Regions from separate parts of the Homo sapiens genome. Here region 2 is linked to region 1. Evidence: read pairs that join two places in POLR2A ChIA-PET (ENCODE). Cell type or tissue: IMR-90. All regions are shown on one strand.

Region 1 (5,000 bases):
GGGCCCTGTTTTAAAAACAGCCATCCTGCTACTCCCTCTTCTTTTTCCCCATTGTATTTTTTTTTTCACTTGCCACTTCTGGACACAGATGTGTTTGTTTACCTATTTGTTTTTATTGCCTTTCTCCTCCCCCTGGAATGAGCCCCATGAGGGTCTCAGGCAGCACCGGGCACATGGCCAATGCTTGGAAATGTCTCTGGAGTGTGGAATGTATCCCAGGTGTCGTTGGCCAGGACAGGGAGCTAGCGTGTTCCCGCCTCAGGGCCTTTGCACTTGCTGTTCTTTCAGTAAGTATCCACATGATTTGCTCTCTCATTTTATGCAGTTCTTTGCTTACCTATCACCTTCTCAGGGAGGCCTTGCCTGATGTGCCTCATATTTACCCTCCCCTCGTGCCAGCCCCGCCCAGCTTCCCCCTGCTTCCCGTGCCACCAGCTGACCTTCTGCGTGTTGGCTTACTGATGGGCCTGCTGGTGGTCTCCCCACACAGTGGTCAGCCCCAGGCCAGCAGAGATCTGTGCGCCTTATTGCCTGCTGGGGCCCCTGTGTGCATGGTCAGCACTCAGCAAGTATGTCTTGCATTAATGTCATTTATTTCCTGGAGGAGTAACCATGCATGGAAACCCCTTGAAAAATACCTGGAAGCATAGACACCAAAACTCATGACCGTGGGTCTCTCTGGGCAGGGAGGAGAAGCCCTGATTGTCCATTCTGTGTTCTAAGGAGAGGCAGGCAACTGTTCAAGGGGCTGGGCCACAGCAGAAAATGGGGGACAAAGACCCTGACCTTCGTGGGGCCAACAGTCCAGTGGCAGAGGCACAAATAAATCCATGCAACACAGAGGTTCCCGAAGTGTGGTCCGCAGACCCCCAGGAATCCCAAGGCTCTCTTAGAAGATCCACAGGGTCAAATGGTTTTCATAATGATCCTAAGATATCATTAGCCCCTTTCCTTCACTGACATTTGCTCGAATGATGCAGAAGATGAGGAGAAAAGCACAGTCGGGGCCGTGGTGCACCTGTTGGTGGCCCCTATAGTCTTCACCAGCACACCTGGGTCACATCCTTGCTAAGCGCACAGACTAGCAGTGGTGTTGAGCCTGACCCTTGAGTGCACATCTTCTGAATATTCTTCGTGACAAAGTGGGAAGTGCACATAAAGCAAGCCCAAGTGTGATGGTTCTCAGAAAAAAGGCACACGTGAGATGTTTGAGTTGTCAGCCCAAATAGCCACGTTTATATAGAACCCAAGGGTTTCATAAAAATGGCAAGCTATGGTTATTCAGACTTGGTATCGTGGCAGATATTTTCTTGAAAATGATCAAAATGAGCTGTCGCTTCAAGGAAAACAACTGACAGGAATTGTTGCCAGTGAAAAGATTCCAGCTTTCAAGTGAAAATTAGAATGTTAGAAAACTGGCCAGGTATGGTGGCTCACACCTGTAATCCCAGCACTTTGGGAGGATTGCCTGAGCCCAGGAGTTTGAGACCAGACTGGGCAACATAACAAGACCCCATCTCTACTAAAAATATAAAAATTAGCTGGGCATGTTGGCGTGCATGCCTGCAGTGAGCTGTGATTGGGCCACTGCACTCTAGCCTGGGTGACAGAGCGAGACCTTGTGTCAAAACAAAAAAACAAACAAAAACTTGTACCAGCACCAGGAGCCAATACTTACAGACTTTTCTGATGAGATTGGCAGGGATATCAGCAAACTGTGATGTTTACTTATTGAATAATAAGATATGTCAACATTTGGAAGGTGAGTGAACCAATATTCTTTAAATGATCAACCCATGTTGTTACAATATGTGTGAAGGTAAAAAAAAAAAAAAGCCATTCAAAGAACAAGATAGACAGGCTGGGCGAGGTGGCTCACTCCTGTAATCCCAGCACCTTGGGAGGCCCAGGCAGGTGGATCATTTGAGGTCAGGGGTTCAAGACCAGCCTGGCCAACATGTTGAAATCCCATCTCTACTAAAAATACAAAAATTAGCCAGGCATGATGGTGTGTGCCTATAGTCCCAGCTATTTGGGAGGCTGAGGCACAATAATCTCTTGCACCCAGGAGGTGGGGGCTGCAGTAAGCCGAGATCGCACCGTTGCACTCCAGCCTGGGTGACAGAGTGAGACTCAATCTTAAAAAACAAAACAAAACTCCAGGTGCAGTGGCTCATGCCTGTAATCCCAGCACTTTTGGGAGGCCAAGGCAGGTGGATCATTTGAGGTCAGGATTTCAAGACCAGCCTGGCCAACATGGTGAAATCCCATCTCTACTAAAAACTCAAAAATTAGCTGGCGGGAGTGGCACGCGCCTGTAATCCCAGCTACTCGGGAGGTTGAGGCAGGAGAATCTCTTGAGCCTGGGAGGCAGAGGTTGCAGTGAGCTGAGATTGCGCCACTGCATTCCTACCCGGGTGACAGAGTGAGACCTGGTCTCCAAACAAAAAAAAAAAGACAGATGGATTTTCGTGTAACCAAGTATGAAAAGCTCTTCATATGGTTCCAAATTCTGCATCATGAATAAAGTTTAAGAAATTAACACTCGTTGAGTTTTGGTGTTATAGCAAAGAAAAATATTCACAAAGATCTGAAAAGTCTATTAAAATGCTCCTCCCTTTTCTAACTGCATATCTGTGCAAGGCCAGATTTTGTTCACATAGTTCAATGAAAACCACATATCGCAACGAACTGAATGAAGAAACAGCTATGAAAATCCAGCTGTCTTCAATTAAGTCAGACATTAAAAGGATTTGCAAAAGTGCAAAACAACACCACTTTTCCCACTGATTTCTTTGTTTTGAAAAATGTAGCTTTTTCATAAAAATGCTTTATGTGAACATGTATTATTTCTTTTAAAAAGATTCTCTTATACTTTGATAAATATTCTAATAATTCATCTGTCTTAGTTTTGAATACAGTAAATATCAGTTTTCATAACTCACATGAACTACAGCTCTTTGAAGTCCTTGATAATTTTTAAGAGTATGGAAAATAGGCTTGCCAGATACAATGGAAGTGTGTCCTGTGCAATATTTGGGAAGTAGTTGTTCTAAAAAAATTATTTGTTATTTATTTGCAATTCAAATTGAACTGGGCATTCTGTACTGTTATTTATGTAGTAAACCCGGTGATCCTACTAAAGGGATCCTGAGAGCAACATATTTGAGAACTGCTGGTTGGGAAGAAAAATAAATTGGGTAAGAATTCAGAGTGTTCCGCGTGATCAGGGCCTGTGTCATCGGGGCCAGCCACACGGGGAGGAGGGCTCTGGTTCGGGGCTTGGTGAGGGTCAGGGCCTGGAGTCTGGATGGGGCTTGAGGAGCCGGAGACACAGCAAGGAGGGAGGGAGATGTGGTCTCCTGTTGCGCTCAAATCTGTTCCAGGAAGGAGGACACCTCTATGTCCAAGAAGTGGGCTTGCAGAGAGGCAGGAACAAGCCCAGACTTGGGAAGCTAGTGCGTGGCATCAGGAGCAAACCCTCTCAGGCTTGACACAAAGCCCACGCCTGGCCTTTCTAGTTTCTTCTCAGCTGAGGACAGGGATGAGGATGGGAAGGGACGGCTGGCACCGGGCCTGGAGGTGGTGTGCTCGGCAGGGAGCTTCCTTCCTCCCTGGCTGAAGAAAAGGCAGCCATGGGGGACAGGGAGGAAGGGCAGCAGAACAAAGGCCTTTTGTGCAAGGGAGGGTTTCGGGCTGGCCCTGTCTGCACACAGGATTAGGGTCACCAGTCTGGTGGGCAGGCACGGGCTGACCCAGGCTGCCTGCCGGGCACGGCGTCCCTGCTGGTGTGGGGCTTGGCTGCTGCGGCACATCTGCGATGGGTGGACTTACAGCCATCTGGGCTGGGAAAGTGAGAGGGACCCTGACGAGTGTCCCTCTGGGGTCACAGGGCAGAGCCAGAAATGTCCTCATCCCCAGAGACCTCCTCCTCGGGTCAACCCTGCCACTACTTAGACCAGGGGTGGTGATTGCCCAGGCGGGACATAGTCAGGGTGAGGACCGAGGTGGTCTGGTGTCTCCAGGTGGGGGCCAGGGTATATGCAACAGTTTCCAGCCATAGGATCTGTGGGTTAGGTCAGAGGGTTAGGCCTGGGGGCGTCAGGCAGGACCCTTCCTCACAGCTAATGAAGTGCTAGGGGTGTGGCAGGCTAAGGTGAGAGGCAGGAACCGTCTGTCCTGGGACAGCCAGTAAGGGGTGCATTGGCTGCACCTGATGTGAATCAGTAATGAACCCGGCCAAAAGCCAGGCTGCTTTTTATTATCACCATGCTCTGAAAAATCTAAAAAAAGGTGAATGATAGAATATTGCTCCTTGTGCTAAACAATTGCTGTAGATACTGTTAAGTTTTACTAACATGTATGTATGCTCACATTAGCATATTCTGGTGACTTTTTTTTTTTTTTTTGAGATGGAGTTTCACTCTTGTCACCCAGGCTGGAGTGCAATGGCACCATCTTGGCTCACCGCAATCTCCGCCTCCTGGGTTCAAGCAATTCTCCTGCCTCAGCCTCCCAAGTAGCTGGAATTATAGGCATGCTCCACCATGCCTGGCTAATTTTGTATTTTTAGTAGAGACGGGGTTTCTCCATGTTGGTCAGGCTGGTCTCGAACTTCTGATCGCAGGTGATCCTCCCACCTCAGCCTCCCAGAATGCTGGGATTACAGGCGTGAGCCTGCGCCCGGCCGACTTTTGTTTTAATAAGCATGGAGAACTCAGTTATGCAGTCAGCCCCGAAACATGCCCATTCAATGACAAGCATGTGTTTGGAGAGTCTGTTTGTGGTGATTTAGGATCATTTGAGCAGCTTAATATAAACTTGTGTCTCTAGTTCCTGGTGCAGCTACCTACTCTTGCATTTAGGAAGTGGGTTTGAAATAATCAGTGACTGTGCAGTGATTAGAAAAAGAAACATGGCTGAGCCTGGTGGCTCATGCCTGTAATCCCAGCACTTCGGGAGGCCGAGGCGGGTAAATCACCTGAGGTCGGGAGTTTGAG
Region 2 (5,000 bases), 120 kb after region 1:
AGGGTCTTGGAGAACAACTTCTCTCCGGACCTTAGAGTTTCTAAGGTGATTCTAGAATTCCATGCCGGCAAGTTTGGCAAACTGCAGCTTCAGGGAATAGCCCCTACAAGACTACCCTCACTGCAGACCAAGAACTGCACACCAGAAACAAGCTCAGGCATCCCTAGGACCACCCTCACGTCTGAGCAATGGGCTACAGGTTTGGGGGTCCTTACATCCACCCTCAGGCTCATTAATTCACCTGCATGACTCAGACAGTTTATGGTGAAAGGAAGCAGGTTAAAGTCATTGATGAATTCTAGAGCAGAGTCCAGGAGAGCCCAGTCACGGAGCTCCCGTGTCCTCAGGATGCAGCACAACAGAATAGAGCTGAACAGGGCACCTTTGGGGTCCAGGTGTGTCTGGGAGCTTGACCACCTGGCTGTCAGCGTGGCTGGCCCTAAGTCTCCAGTCCCTCGCAGAGGTCAGAACTGAGGCAGCAAAGCCCCTGAAAACGCTGGTACTCCAGTGCCAGCCAGGACGTTCTGGGGGCCGAGAGCTCACCCTGCAGGCCACCCCCGGCCCCGGCCCCAGCGTTCTCGCAGTGGAATAGTCACGTTTGTCTGGGCAGCTCCTTCAGCGTTGCCTGCTTCCTCCCTTGTGGCAGGGCTGCCCGTGCCTATGAAGCATGTAAAGAACCACCGTGTGCAGGCGTTAGCCCGGGGTTGGCTCCACCTAGCTCTTCCGCAGGTGTCATTCTCCATCGTTGCTACATCCTGAGGAGGCTGGAACTCAGGGTTTCAATACATTTGCCATCACCATCAACGTTATAACCTTATCAACCGTGCCAGGTAGGACCATATTGCAGTCTGGTGGATGTCACCTAAAAAGGAAGACCGGAGTCCCACTCAGTCATAGCAGTTTATCTAGTCCATCACCACATCAGATCAGCAGATGTCCCCCAGGGTGAGGCCACTCAGGTTTGCAGGCTGCCATTCGACCTTGTCAAGTTCCAAAAGCAGAGGCGGCCTTGGCGTCACCCTTTCAGGCATCTAGTGTAGTTGAGCTGAGACGATGCCCTCCACGCCGCTCTTAAGGTAGTACTGTAATGTAGGATTCACGTAAAATTGGATTTCCCGGCCGGGCGCGGTGGCTCACGCCTGGAATCCCAGCACTTTGGGAGGCCGAGGTGGGCGGATCCCCTGAGGTTGGGAGTTAAAGACCAGCCTGACCGACATGGAGAAACCCCATCTCTACTAAAAATACAAAATTAGCTGGGTGTGGTGGCACATGCCTATAATCCCAGCTACTCAGGAGGCTGAGGCAGGAGAATTGCTTGAACCAGGGAGGCGGCGGTTGTGGTGAGCTGTGATTGTGCCATTGCACTCCAGCCTGGACAACAAGAGCGAAACTCCGTCGCAAAAAAAAAAAAAAAAAAAAAAAAAAAAGGATTTCCCTCACTACATAACCCACGTACTGGTTGCTTTACCCTCAGCTCCGGTTCCTCCTTTTCTCCATTTGTATCCAGGTATTTCCACCTTTGGAAGGGCCATGAGGTTCGGCCATGCTGTTGGGCCGGATTGTCAGAAGCAATGCCAGCCTAGCAAGTGCCTCCCTGACAGTCCACTCCGGTTGGTGTAGGATGGGGCTTCACAGGTGTAGAACTAGTGGGCTGTCTCCACCACCAGGCAATGTGCCTGCCCTCACTAGCAGCCCTGATTTTTCCGGATGGGGTGAAGGCACCATCCACTCCATCAGCCCTCAGGAGCTCTGGCATGAAGCTTTGGAGCTAGAGGTGCACCCTCCTGCCTAGGAGTCATTGCTACCTCAGCACTTGCAGCTGCAGCCCTGGTCCTGGGGCCACTGCAGCAGATAGGAAAGGAGGAAGGCGAGGTGATGTGGAGAAGAAAAGAAAAGCAGTCTTACCAGCAACCTCCCTTCCCCAGTTCTCTTAGAAAAGGCATAGGAGGCCAGGCACAGTGGCTCACGCCTGTAATCCCAACACTTTGGGAGGCCAAGGCGGGTGGATCACTTGAGGTCAGGAGTTCGAGACCAGCCTGGCCAATATGGTGAAACCCCATCTCTACTAAAAATACAAAAAAAAAAAATTTAGCCGGATGTGGTGGTGCACGTCTGTAATCCCAGCTGCTTGGGAGGCTGAGGCAGGAGAATCGCTTGAACCCGGGAGGTAGAGGTTGCAGTGACCTGAGATCGCATGACTGCACTCCAGCCTGGGCAACAGAGTGAGACTCAAACAAAACAAAACAAAACAAAAACAGAAAAGAAGAGGTGTGGGACTCTATCTAGCAGGGACCCTCTCCTGGCCCTTCTCATGTTTGGGGTGGACACACACTTGTGATGGCGTGCAAGTCACTCTTTCCTGCCCCACCACCTCTGTTTTAGACAACCAGTATCCATGACATGTTCCAGTTCTCTATCCAACCTTACGCCAAGGATGAGAGTGCTCTGCCCCTTGTGGGACATTCAGGGCTGTAAAGTGTGTCCCTTGGTCGGGAGAAGTGTGAGTGGGCAGTGCAAATTCGTGCACTGTCTCCCATCGCCACACTTTTATAGTACCTCAAGCGTCTGCTGCCAGGGAGGCAAAGCCCAGGTGAGAGTCAGTGGCTCGCCTTTCCCTGTCAGGGCCCATTGGTGGCCTCCTGGGGCTTCTATGTTTGGTTTGTCTTGCCAGCTCCATGCAAGGCCTTCCCTCATGGGACTCTGCTGCACAGCCATCGGCAGTCTCTGTTTCTCTGTCTGTTGGCAGAAAGAACAGCTCTTATGAACTGTGCCTAGGGGGTGCAAGAGGAATGTGTCTAGGTTCATCTGCAGCCCCAATGTCCACTCATTTCGTGGACCCAGGGTGCCACCCCAAGCGAGCACACTGGGACGCCTACTTGCCATCCCAATCACTTCTTGATCCTGGAAGGGGGTTCCTTTGATGGGCATCAACATGTCCCACTTTAATGCACCCCTCAGATTCCCAGGGTGATTCTGCAGGGCTGTGCTCCACACGGGTATCCCTTTAATAGGCCAGGTTTCCGCTGCCCTCCTGCCTGACCATAGGGTCTGACAAGGTCACCCATGAATCAGTAAAAACACAAACACACAACTGAACAGCACGCAGTCCCTCCCACCGAGCTGATTCATTTTCACCTTCTTCCATTGGAGGGCTGGCCTTCCAAACTGTGCTGTCCGCATACCTTGGAACCATCATCTGTACACACTGGCCAGTCAAGAGCTCTCACAGAGCATCAGCCAAGTGACAGTAGGATCTGGCAGCCCCTCGGGTGGTTCTAAAGTTGGCCCTAGGGGAAAGCCTGTCTGCTCATGACTACGCCAAGTACCCCTTTGCATCCCCAGGCAGCACATTCCTGCACAAACCATTTCCATTTTATTAAGAAACTCTGGGGCCGGGTGTGGTGGTTCACGCCTGTAACCAAGTCGGGTAGATCGCCTGAGCTCAGGAGTTTGAGACCAGCCCAGGCAACATGGCAAAAACCCATTTCTACAAAAAATCCAAAAATTAGCCAGGTATGGTGGCGCACGCTGTAGTCCCAGGTACTCAGGAGGCTGAGGTGGGAGGATGGCCTGAGTCCAAGAGGCGGAGGTTGCAGTGAGCTGAGATGGCACCACTGCACTCCAGCCTGGGTGACAGAGCTGGACCTTGTCTCACAAAAAAAAAAAAAAAAAAAAGGAAATTCTGGGTGTTGCCCTCCCCATTAGGGTGTTTCTTTGACATCGTCCAGAACATTATGTGTATTTCAGATTTTTAGATTATTTTATAGCCTTCAATCATAAGAGTGGCCTCAGTCAAAATGCAATCATTGTCTCTCCAATGAAAATTTTCTAGTCCCAAATCCCAGTGGTCACCCCTGGGTGGCACTAACAGGCTTTTGCCGTACAGCCTGGTCTGTGTAAGGACTCCAGGGCTTTTGGGGGTAGTTTTATGGGAAGGAGTTGCAATATTCCTGGACGTGGAGTGTGTACCCTCCAAAGTCTGAATCAGCTGACCAGATGCTGGTCTTCAATCACTATTGCCAGAAGGGCAGGTTTACCTGCCTTCTATTTTACAGCAATTGGTGGGAGAAGCATTCCCCAGCCAGACCATCTCTATCCCCAGCATATGCTCCGATAAAGCAGGTGCAGGCACTTCACAGAGAATTTGTTCCAACATTCCAGTTTTCACCTAAGTATCCACCTTAATTCCGTCAACCATCACATTTCTAAATCCTCCCCATTGAACGAGAGCCTCCATTCGGGCTTCGCTGACAGGTTTGGAATCACAGAGCAGAGGCTCCCACAGACGGAGTCTGTTCTCCTCCCCCGGCCATTTCACTCACCCGTGTGTGTATGGCTTTGGGTCCCCAGCTAGGGGGTGGGCCGAGAGACTCAGGCCTTCTCCTGGTTAGATTGTGAGACCACTGCCTCAGGCAACTTGAGATCAGAATTCTCACTGTCATTTTAGGCCTCCCAGGTTTTAAAAATCTTCCGAACTAGAATGAATAAAGCAGATTTTTTAGGGCCTTTTCACATTGGGCGGCCGGCAGGGTCCATCCAGCTTCTGTGAGTGCTGCATTGAGACCGTTGTTTCGTCCTCATCAATATCCACTTTATTCATCTTATTTCTTAACACCTGTTTAAAAGCTTCCACCCTGCTGGGATGAGTCCCTTGACTCTCTCCTTGGTCCTACCCCTTTGTTTTGTCCATGCTCTTATGAAAACCTTTACTATCTGTTGTCTCGGCACACTTTTCCCTTTGGAGGAGGCTCTGAGGCCAGTAGCTACACCTTGGGTCAACTGACTGTACCCTGGCCCAGCATCGGAATCTACCCCACACATTCCTTGGGTAGGGCTTCAGGCTAGAGGCTGTGGTCCAGGCTGACCAGAATCTTGGCTCAGCACCAGGGTCCCTTCCTACACTCACTTACCTTTTAACCACTGCAGATAACAATAACCAAGGGATTTCACATTTTCCTTTTTTGTTGTTTCTTTGCATTTCCTTATATTCTAGTGAGCCA

What was found. ChIA-PET counts read pairs that join two places held together with the same protein. Peaks named below come from ENCODE experiments on the same cell type or tissue, not always from the same donor. Only the 100,000 strongest peaks of a DNase experiment are listed, where the experiment ranks them.
Region 2: POLR2A ChIA-PET joins it to region 1 with 6 read pairs; 3 of 35 experiments call an interaction of 5 or more read pairs at or near these places.

What each region holds. Positions count from the first base shown.
Region 1 is chr3:13,522,779-13,527,778 of GRCh38, forward strand. No RefSeq gene overlaps it. Among named protein-coding and RNA genes, the nearest start is that of FBLN2, 24 kb to the right of the region's middle. RefSeq lists an enhancer at 3,121-3,724. In IMR-90, no CTCF peak of the experiment used is centred here; no DNase peak of the experiment used is centred here; H3K27ac peaks cover 627 bases.
Region 2 is chr3:13,639,691-13,644,690 of GRCh38, forward strand. No RefSeq gene overlaps it. Among named protein-coding and RNA genes, the nearest start is that of LINC00620, 8.5 kb to the right of the region's middle. In IMR-90, no CTCF peak of the experiment used is centred here; a DNase peak (open chromatin) is centred at 3,111.